3 separate regions of the Homo sapiens genome follow, and regions 2 and 3 are each linked to region 1. Evidence: chromatin contacts called from ENCODE Hi-C or POLR2A ChIA-PET data. All regions are on one chromosome and are shown on one strand. Each heading gives the region's core, a stretch centred on a gene start or an enhancer-like site at or near the end of the contact. The rest is flanking DNA. Distances are from core to core; before and after follow the strand shown. Region 1 overlaps SLC12A8 (solute carrier family 12 member 8). Region 2 overlaps ZNF148 (zinc finger protein 148). Region 3 overlaps SLC12A8 (solute carrier family 12 member 8).

Region 1 (3,411 bases), core at 542-3,041:
GCCCTTTATAGAAGTTTGCTGACCCCTGCTTGGGGGTAAAATCAGGGAATCTGTTTTGACAATCATTAGAAATAAATGAATGCACACATGCCCTGGAATGAGGGCTGAGGGAGTTAATAAGAACAAGGAATAGGGAGCCTCAAAACCCCAACCGCACCCTAGAGGAAGGAGGAGCTCAAATCAATAACCCAACCTGTCACCTTAAGAAACTAGGGAAAGATGAGCAAAGTGAACCCAAGCAAGCAGAAGAAGGAATCAATAAAGGTCAGAGCAGAAATGAATTAGGGATCAGAAAAACAATAGAGAAAATCACCAAAACCAATAATTAGTTCTTTGTAAACACACCTTTATCTAAGCTGATCAAGAAAAAAGAAAGAGAAGACATTATTTAAATTAGGAATGAAAGGGGAGACATTACCACCAAACTTACACAAATAAAAAGGACTATAAGAAAATCTATAGACAATTAATATGCCGATGCATTAGATAACCTACGTGAAGTGGACAAATTCATGGCCGAGCACAGTGGCTTACGCCTGTAATCCCAGCACTTTGGGAGGCCGAGGCGGGCGGATCACCTCAGGTCGGGAGTTCAAAACTAGCCTGACCAACATGGAGAAACCCCATCTCTACTAAAAATACAAAGTTAGCCGGGTGTGGTGGCGCATGCCTGTAACCCCAGCTACTCGGGAGGCTGAGGCAGGAGAATTGCTTGAACCCAGGAGGTGGAGATTGTGGTGAGCCGAGATCACGCCATTGCACACCAGCCTGGGAAACAAGAGCAAAACGGCGTCTCAAAAACAAAAAACAAAAAACAAAACAAAATTCCCAGATTAAAAAAAAAAAAAGAAATGGACAAATTCCTAGGAAGATATAAACTATCAAAACTAAATCAAGAAGAAGTAGAAAATCAGAATATGCCTATATAAGTAAAGAGATTCCATTAGTAACCAAAAAACTTTCTATCAAAAAAAACCCAGGACCAGATGGCTTCATGGCAAAATTCTACCATATGTTTAAAGAATTAACACCAACCCTTCACAAACTCCTCCAAAAAATAGAGAAGGAGGGAACACCTTCCAACTCAGTCTACGAGGCCAGAATTAGCCTGACACCAAAACCAGACAAAGAATCACAAGGAAACTACAGACCAATATCCCTCATGAATATATACACAAAAATCCTCCACAAAATGTTAACAAACCAAATTCAGCAATTTATAAAAAGGATTACACACTAACCACACCCTGATCAGGGACTCCTGGCCCGCGCCAGCGACAAACAAAGCACAGGCACTCCAGAGACAGTGACCAGGGGGACTCTAATGTTTGGGACCAGGGCCCAAGTGGAAAGGCAGGAAAATAGCTGGGATGCTGGTGCAGTGGCGTCTCAGGCCGTGGCTGCCAGCACTTAGAAAACATCTTATCTGTGAACATCTTTTTTCCAAATCAGCCCATGTAAGTGGGACTCTCAGCAGCACAGATGCCTGTCTTTGTCCAGGGGTGTTCACACCAGTGCCCATCCATGGCATCTGCCTCTAGAGGCTCACTTGGTGTCTGTACCGAGAGGGGGAAAGCAGGATTTTGCCTACCTTGCAGCCTGGTTGGCTATAAAATAGCAGAGAAGTAAAAAAAAAAAAAAAATTTATATACCAAGTCCCCAGGGTAATAAAGTAAACTGACCATTTATTACTCCCCTCTCCAACTACTATACTTAAATAACTTTCTGCAGTCAAGGCAAGTGCTTTTTAAGAGTGCAGAGGCCATCTGTTTGCCTTTCCTGCACTGTCTTAGACACACACAGGCACCCCCACCGCCCACACATGCACACACGCAGCTCTGTGCTGTTCGAGAATCAGATATATTTATGCTGAAACACCCTGCTCCTGCTGCCTAAAAATAAAAGAAACAAAACCGATGCTTTCTCTGGGGAGATTCTTGCACACTCTAACTTAGACAAATTCTTCTCTTTAAACTGTTTTTTCAACCACCCACCACCATTTGCACTCTCATAAAAGCCTTTTTCAATCCAAGAAATGCTGACAAAGAACTGCTTCTTAATGTCTGTACTTTGTTCCCTCAGCATTAAGTCACCATGCCTGTGTTTTAGCTAAAAAAGCCTTAGGATTTCCCCCTACTCGCTCGTTTTCGGAGTGCCTCCGTCCATTCTGATGAAGCACACTCCTCATTAACATTCTCCCTCTCAGACAGGGCGTCCACACAAGAGGCTGTCAGCCTCCCTGTGAAGGCCACCCGAGCTATCAAATGCTCCCGGGAGCTCCTGCTCATTTGAGAAGTGCCTGCTTCTAGGAAAGCCCTTTGGCACAGGCAAAATACCCATCTTCAGTAAAAAAGCGTCCCAGGGCCCAGGCCACCTGGCTGCCACCTGGCTGCCACCTGGGCTTCAGCCACTGTCATGCAATCTGGTCCCCAGATTGAACAGCAAGAATGTGCTGGCCAGGCCCTGCCCTGCTGGTCACATCAGGCATCCAGGAGGCGGGAGTGGCAGAGGGAAAGGAGTGCTGGACTAAGAGGTCAGGCCCTGGATAGTGACTTGACTCTCTGCTGAATTCCCTTCAGAGCCCCAACCTGCTCGTCTGTCACATGCGGCAATTGTCCCCACCCTCGCTTCTCCCCAGGTCAAGTGAGGAAATGGACAAGAAGAAAGTGGCAGAGGGCCAGGCAGGGGAAGCATCCCGGGCGCAGGCCTCACCTGTCCAAACACATAGAGCAGCCCGATGGTGCCTCCCGTCTGCCCACCCAGGACCGAGGAGATCATGGAGTAGACGCCACCGCTGCCGATGCTGCTGCGCTCCCCGACGCCAATGCCAGACAGCACCGTGACGAGGGCCACCAGGATGACGAAGGACACCAGGAACATGCCCAGGAGCACTCCTGTGTTTCCCTGCAGCAGAATAGCAAGGAGCAAGGTTGGATTAGGTGAGGAGGCCCCGCCAGCTCCCTGCTGGGGGCATTGACCACCTCCCCTCCTCCCACAGCACTGGAATAGGGGCCAGGGGTGGGGGCACAGAGTCAGGACAACTAAAAAGGACAAAGCAAGCACCACAACAGCCAAGGCCAGGAAGAAGTTCTAAGTGAAAGGAAGCGTCCTGGCTGCAAATTCTTCAATGACTCTCCCACCTATAGGGTACAGTCAGAGCTGCTGATGCCCTCACGAGGTGCCTCCTAATCTCACTTTGTGCCTGACGTGCAGCGACAAGTTCTCTCCCCACCCCCACCCCTCCTCATGCTGATTCCCCTGCCTGGAAGGCCTCTCCTGCTCATTCTGTACCTTTGTCAGGTTAACTCCAGCATATCCTTTAGGCCTCAACGTTTAGGATTTCTCACCAGGAAGCTGGCCCTGTAACCCTTTCTCTGGGCTCCTCCAGTGCCAGGGCTTAGTACTTTTCAC
Region 2 (3,411 bases), core at 400-2,899, 50 kb after region 1:
AGTCTAAGTAAACAGAAGGGTATGACAAGAAGTTACCTTGAATAATGCTTGTTGGGGAAACTACTGTTTCTCCCTTTCATACATTTAACAAAATTTTTACCAAATACTACTACTATATCCAAACCCCTTGTTGTAGGAGGTTAAAAGTATAAGACATACTACTTGTCTTCAAAGTTTATAACATAATTGGGAAAACAAGATACACACATTTTAAAAAGACAACTAACAACACTATGTCTATTCTGATTTACTTTTACATCTTTATATTTCACTCTTTCTCTTGGTAACCCTTTCAGACAAACCGAAATACCTACCATCTCATGCTTTCCTACTTTTGCCCTGATTCACGCTGCTCCTTCGATTGGGAATGTCCACCTTTGGGTGTTCAAATACTATATTCCCTTTGAGACCCAACCCATCTCCTTTGGGATACTCTGTCCTTTTCTCCCAGGTGAAAGGTATCTTTAAGTTTCCACAGAATTCTATCTGTACCTCTTCTATGGCACTCAGTACTTTCAACTCAATAATCATTGAGTTAAACTTTTTTTAAATTTCAAATTACTGAGTTGTTTACTGCTGCACTATTCACAATAGCAAAGACTTGGAACCAACCCAAATGTCCAACAACGATAGACTGGATTAAGAAAATGTGGCACATATACACCATGGAATACTATGCAGCCATAAAAAAGGATGAGTTCATGTCCTTTGTAGGGACATGGATGAAGCTGGAAACCATCATTCTCAGCAAACTATCACAAGGACAAAAAACCAAACACTGCATGTTCTCACTCATAGGTGGGAATTGAACAATGAGAACACCTGGACAGAGGAAGGGGAACATCATAAACCGGGGACTGTTGTGGGGTGGGGGGAGGGGGGAGGGATAGCATTAGGAGATATATCTAATGTAAATGACGAGTTAATGGGTGCAGCACACCAACATGGCACATGTATACATATGTAACAAACCTGCACATTGTGCACATGTATCCTAAAACTTAAAGTATTAAAAAAAAAGAAATAATTATATTTAATTATTTTGCATATCTCTATTCTTCTACTAGATTATATTTCTTTAGGTCAGAATCCAGGCCTAAATTATACTGATGTAGTTCAAAGTACCTTACACAATTAAAAAAAAATTTTTTTCTTGTACAGATGGGATCTCACTATGTTGCCCAAGGCCTGTCTTGAACTCCAGGCTCAAGCAATCCTCCTCCTGCCTTGCCCTCACAGAGTGTTGGGGTTACAGGCATGAGCCACTGCGCCTTGCCCCTTGTGATAATTTTAAGTGCCAAATGAAAGGCATAAATAGTGACCATTACAGTGGATTATTAAGGGGAAAATGTTACTATGAGCTAGTATGATTTGGAATGGTTTCTTAGAAGTGTTGAAATTTAAGCTGAGTAGCAGAGAGATTAAAGCCAAGGGGAAAAAAATGTTGGGGGTGGGGAGGGAAATAACAGTACTCTAAGTGTTTAGATACTATAAAATGTGCAGGAGAAATGGTGTCTAAGAAGAGAATTTAATTTGGCCACAAGTAAATTGTTTAAAACTTTCAGGAATGTAACTTCAGTAATTACTGCAGAGCTACCAAATTTTAGAGCTGAAGCGTTTCCCGTGGCTTTTGAGCTGTGCTCTTTCAAGCTCGAGAGGCCCACACGGACGGCTGCTGATGTGGCAACAGGCTCAAAGCTTGCCACTCAAAATTAGTACAGAATAGCTCACTTGTATACAATGGGGCTCCAAGTAAGGGTTCCAAAGATTCAGACTAGAAAGACAGCTTACTACAATGAATCCAGACCAATTCACTCATTTTACAGAAAGGAAATATTGAAGGCCGAAAAGTTAAGGCACTTGGTCAAGGGGTAATGAATGCATTAACTAATGAAGCAATGGAAGCTGGGAGAGAAAGTCACTTATAAAGGAAGTTTGGAAGTGAAAGAAATGAGAAGATGGAGATGGGAAATAATAGTTAAGAGGCAATCCATTCCAGAATAAGCACTGTTTAGGACAGGGAGACTGAATTGACTGAAGGCAGAGGAGCCAGTGAAGAGAAACTGATTATCAATACTGAATACCGCCGAAATGGTGCACAATCAAAAGAACAAAATCCAGAGGAACCAAGATGGGAAGGGAAGGAGATTACAGGCAATGTTGTTGGACAGGGGAAGAAAGAATACGTGCAAATTTTGAAATAGAGCTGGTAAAGCTGGGTGCAGTGGCTCATGCCTGTAATCCCAGCACTTTGGGAGGCTGTGGTGGGTGAACTGCTTGAGCTCAGGAGTTCAAGACCAGCTTGGGCAACATGGGGAAACCTGTTTCTACTAAAAATACAAAAATTTAGCCATGTGTGATGGTGTGCACTTATGGTTCCAGCTACTCGGGAGGCTGAGGTGGAAGGATCGTTCAAGCCTGGGAGGTGAAGGTTGTAGAGAGCCAAGATCGAGCCACTGTTCTCCAACCTGGGTGACAGAGTGAGACCCCATCTCAAAAAAAATTAAACTAAATTTAAAAAAGAATGTAGATGATAGAGCTCATTAACGTCAGAAGTTACAGTTATTTATCAAAAGTGATAATGAAAGAGAAAAATCAGTAAGTTGATTACAATTCAATTAATTCTATATATTTGTGGATTGGAAGACTTAACATTAAGATGGCAAAACTCCTCAAACTGATCTACAGATTTAAAACAGAAATTGACGAACTAATCTTAAAATTCGCATCTAAAAGAGCCAAAACTATCTTGAAAAAGAAGAATGAAGCAGGAGGACTTATACTTCCAGATTTCAAAATTTACTACAAAACCACAATAACCAAGATATTGTGATAATAGCTTAAGGACAAGACATACATATCAAGGAATAAAATTCAGAGTCCAAAAGTAAATCCTTACATTTATGGTCAACTGATTTTCTAAAAAGGTGCCAAGGTAATGGGGAAAGAATAGTCTTTTCAACAAATTTGATACCCACATACAAAAGAATGAAGTTAGACCCCCCCCAACCAACTCCCACACCTCTCACATCATAAACAAAAGTTAACTGAAAATGGATTACAGGCCTAAGTGTGAGACCTAAAACTATAAAAATGGTAGAATATAATATAGGAATAAATCCTTATGACCTTAGTTAGGCAATGGTTTCCTATATAAAATCAAAAGCAGCACAAGCAAACAAAAAATAAATAAATTGGACTTAATCAAAATTTAAAACTTTCATGCTTCAAAGGACACTATCAAAAAAATGAAAAGATAGGCCAGGCACTGTGGCTCACACCTGTAATCTCAACACTTTGGGAGGCAGAGGCGGGTGGATCACTTGAGGTCAGGAGTTCAAGACCGGTCTGGCCAACATGGTGAAACCCTGTCTCTACTAAAAATACAAAAATTAGCCAGGCATGGTGGCA
Region 3 (3,411 bases), core at 336-2,835, 44 kb before region 1:
CCAGGCCTCTCTCCAGGAGGTGGGTTCCCAGGCCCTGGCACTGCACCCCCTTACAGCACAGGTTGCCTTTCAGCCCCAGGAAACATGCCCACAGAGATCATGGCATCTCCCCCGGCCCCATTTGTGTAGGGCAGACAGGAGTCCTATCCTGTGGAACACCATGTGCCTACCGGTATGCAACTGGCTGGAGCTTACACAGCTGGGAGGACACAGCCTGTCCTGGACCCCACATCTGAGTGAATTCAGGCCTCCATCTACCACACTGACCCTCTGTAATCCATCCCAAAGTCATTCCCCAGGAATTTCCTTTTTTTTTTTCTTTTCTTTCTTTCCTTTTTTTTCTTAAAGAGGCAGGGTCTCGCTCTATCACCGAGGCTGGAGTGCAGTGGCACTATCGTAGCTCACTGCAACCTCAAACTCCCAGCCTCGAGCAACCCTCCCACCTTGGCCTCCCAAAGCACTGGGATTACAGGCGTGAGCCACCACGTCTAGCCTCCCCAGGGATTTCCAACACTTGTTTTTTGACCTCAGAAGAGTCTCTTTGCCTCTCTGTTGGGCTTTCAATTCCTCTGCTGGTGAAACTGAGTCTTGTGGTCTGGGGTCCTGTCATCTGACATCTTTCAACTCTCGAAGGCCTGGGATGCATGGGGCCTGCAGCTGCTGCGTGTGAATGGATCTGGGTTTGACCTGAACATCTGTTTCTCTATCCACGGAATAAAAATACTTTGGTCCAGTTTGAGCTGTATGCTTTTAGGAAGAACAAAAACAAAAAGGGGGGTGGGGTGGGGTGCGGGTAAGACAGAGAACAAATGACAACAAGACCCAGGCAGGAACAGGCAGAGGGAAAGTCCTTGAAGCTCTGTCTGCAGAAAGGCTTGATCTTTCCACCCGGAATTCGGGTAATTCAGGCTTCTTGTGATGCGGCCAGTGGGCTGTGGCTCTTCAGGGCCCACCATCTGCTCCCAAGGGGTGCTCGTGGGAGCCTACCCTCCTCCCCTTAGCCAAAGGCAGGCAGCGGGGGTCACTAGTGGGACTGAGAACTGCTCCAGCAGGGCTGCTTGGGGTGCCCAGCAGCCGGGCATGGGACCCTTGCCCTGGGTAGGCGGCTGCTAGGGGCTCTGGGTGGCACCTGCGGTGCCCCCGACATCCCCTCCCCCTACGCCGCTGGGGGCTGCTGAAATTAGAAGAGGGAGTCGGGAAGTCATACCCCTCCCTGTGGGCGTCGGGTTGCACTGTTGACTAACTTAGAAAGCGAGATTTCTAAAAATGATGCTGGGGCTGCAGGCTGCGGGCTGCGGGCTGCGGGCTGCGGGCTGCTGCCGCGGCGGGGGCTTCCGGCGGCGCTCTCTTCTGGGTCCCCCACCCCTGGACCAGCGACCGACGACCAGCCAGACAGCCCTTTCCTGCGAATGGACAATGGGAGAGGCTGGCGCAACCGAGAATAGCCAGCGCGGAGGAAGGGCTCCGGACGGAGCTAGGAGGGTGGGGCTCGGAGGGCGCAGGAAGAGCGGCTCTGCGAGGAAAGGGAAAGGAGAGGCCGCTTCTGGGAAGGGACCCGCACGACGACGCCCGAAGGGCGTCGGGGGAAGTGGTAGGCCCCGGAGACTGCGCGAGGCTCCTCAGCAAAGGAAGTGGGCGCGGCGCGCACGCAAGACCTCGCACCCGGCCTCGCGCGCCGCCTCTGGACAGCCCAGCGCCTCTCAGCACCTGTACCTCGCCAGACGCGGCCTCACGGAGACGGGGATCTGCAGCCAATCCGAAACTGCCTGACCCAGGGGGTCCGCGGAAAGGGGAGGAAGGGGAGTGTCCACGGGCCCCATCCTGCCACTTGTCACCCACAAGAGTTCCTTCCCAAGCAGCCCCATCCTCGCCCGGACACTCACTCAGATACTGCCCAGCCCCAGATGGGCTAAGAGGCACAGAGATGGGCAATTAAACACAGCAGGCCTGGCCTCCCTGGGCTGGGGATGGGGTTTTTCTTCTGGGAGCTGCAAAGGGTGAAGCAGTTACAGGTTATCAGGGAGGAGCCCAGTCAAAACTGAACTCAAGGAGGATAGATTTGGGAGAAGTCCCTGCCATGCTTATCCTCCCTCGGCGTGAAGCACAGGGCCCCCTTCCAGGCACAAGGACCCTGAAGATCTCTGGGTGGAGGAAGGCAAGAACAGTGGCAAAATCAGGAATCAGGAACCAGGGTTCGGGCCCTGGTTATGCGAGGACTCACTGTGGGACTGTAAACAAGCCCTTTTCCCTCGGAGCTTTGAAACGCAAATTTTGAGTCAGCGAGACCGGCATGGGCCAGAGACCCAGCCTTCCTAATGAGCTCCCCGGAGATGCCACGCTCCTGCCTGCAGATCGAACTCTCAGTAGCACAGTACGAGATGATTTTTCAGAACCCTTCTAATTCTGAAGTCTTCCCAGCCAGAAGCCCACTCTCAGGCCTCTCAGGACACACTGTCCAAATACACAGTTGGTTTCCAATGGCAGAGGTAAAATCCCAAACCAGCTTCCATAACATGCCCTCCTCCCTTCCCTGACTCTGTGATTGTTGATACAGGATGTGCTCCAGAACCGTGAAACAAGCTCACTACCACAGTTCCATATGTTAATAAAACCTTACTGGCCGATAATGAGAGATTACATGGAAGGGCAGAGAGATGAGGAAACCTTCATGGTCTAATTCATTGGCCTGTTTTAACAACTGAGGAAACTGAAGTGCAGAGCTGAAGCCAACTGTTCAAAAGACACGCAGAGTCAAAAGGGGAACAGTAACCCTAATTGAGAGTACAGTTTGGAGTCCAGATAGTATCAAGTCCCAATCTGTTGGGCTCTCCCATTGAACTGGGTCATAACAATCCTGGTACAACTATTGGTGTTCAATAAAAGTGTTTTGAAATAGAACTGAATCGGCTGTATTGCGTTGGACTGTTTTGAAATTAAACTGAATCGGGCTGTATTGCTTTGTATTGATCACTGCCTGGAGATTTGGAAGAGGAAATAATGATAGGTTTCGAAGAGGCCCCCAAAGAGTCCTGGGCGTGAGCCTGGAGTCTTCCTCGGACCACAGTCTCCTCTCTGGCTTCAGCCCTATTGACTTTGGTCCTGCAAAGAGAGGGTGGAGAGAGGATGTGCACAGGGTTTCCAGCCTAAGACCCCACCCAGAGAGAAAATACACAGAGGGAGGGCTGGGCATTCCAACAGTGGCCAGAAGGGAAATCTGAAGTGGGGCTTGACCTGCCCAGAGGGCCAGGGGAGTCCCGCCCAGCCTGCCTAGAAAGGAGCAGCCTAGAGCCCTGCCTGGCCATGGGGAGAGCCTCCACCCTGTGGGAGGACTGGCTGTTGTGAAACAGTGGGAAGGACCCCCAGGGCTGGGCAACCCAGGGGATGAAAGGCCAGACTGGGGGATGTCAGGGC

Evidence for each region. Hi-C counts contacts between places; a loop is a spot of excess contacts on that map. ChIA-PET counts read pairs that join two places held with the same protein, here RNA polymerase II (POLR2A). Pooled maps may share reads with other maps.
Region 2: a map of head of caudate nucleus shows a loop between it and region 1 (2.6-fold over the local background). The contact joins two enhancer-like sites. A Hi-C loop is called at or near these places in 1 of 168 maps with a recorded cell type or tissue (head of caudate nucleus). POLR2A ChIA-PET finds 5 or more read pairs at or near these places in 4 of 52 experiments (A673, BJ, OCI-LY7 and 1 more).
Region 3: a loop to region 1 is called in a pooled map, with 2.0 times the contacts of the local background. The contact joins two enhancer-like sites. A Hi-C loop is called at or near these places in 2 of 168 maps with a recorded cell type or tissue (GM12878 and posterior vena cava), 22 of 37 single-sample maps with no recorded cell type and 9 of 50 pooled maps. POLR2A ChIA-PET finds 5 or more read pairs at or near these places in 2 of 52 experiments (AG04449 and PC-9).

The regions. Positions count from the first base shown.
Region 1 is chr3:125,184,525-125,187,935 of GRCh38, forward strand. It overlaps SLC12A8 (solute carrier family 12 member 8), which reads right to left. Exons shown (of 14, transcript NM_024628.6): 4 at 2,713-2,904. Among named protein-coding and RNA genes, the nearest start is that of SLC12A8, 27 kb to the right of the region's middle. Within about 2 kb of position 1,792, at least 3 of the 41 ENCODE cell types and tissues checked have a DNase peak (open chromatin) inside an H3K27ac peak, as active enhancers do.
Region 2 is chr3:125,235,087-125,238,497 of GRCh38, forward strand. The region is part of intron 7 of ZNF148 (zinc finger protein 148); the gene reads right to left. Among named protein-coding and RNA genes, the nearest start is that of SLC12A8, 24 kb to the left of the region's middle. Within about 2 kb of position 1,650, at least 2 of the 41 ENCODE cell types and tissues checked have a DNase peak (open chromatin) inside an H3K27ac peak, as active enhancers do.
Region 3 is chr3:125,140,391-125,143,801 of GRCh38, forward strand. All of the region lies in intron 5 of SLC12A8 (solute carrier family 12 member 8), which reads right to left. Among named protein-coding and RNA genes, the nearest start is that of MIR5092, 9.5 kb to the right of the region's middle. RefSeq lists a silencer at 1,191-1,420 and enhancers at 1,434-2,257, 1,871-1,960, 1,971-2,200, 2,771-3,411. Within about 2 kb of position 1,586, at least 26 of the 41 ENCODE cell types and tissues checked have a DNase peak (open chromatin) inside an H3K27ac peak, as active enhancers do.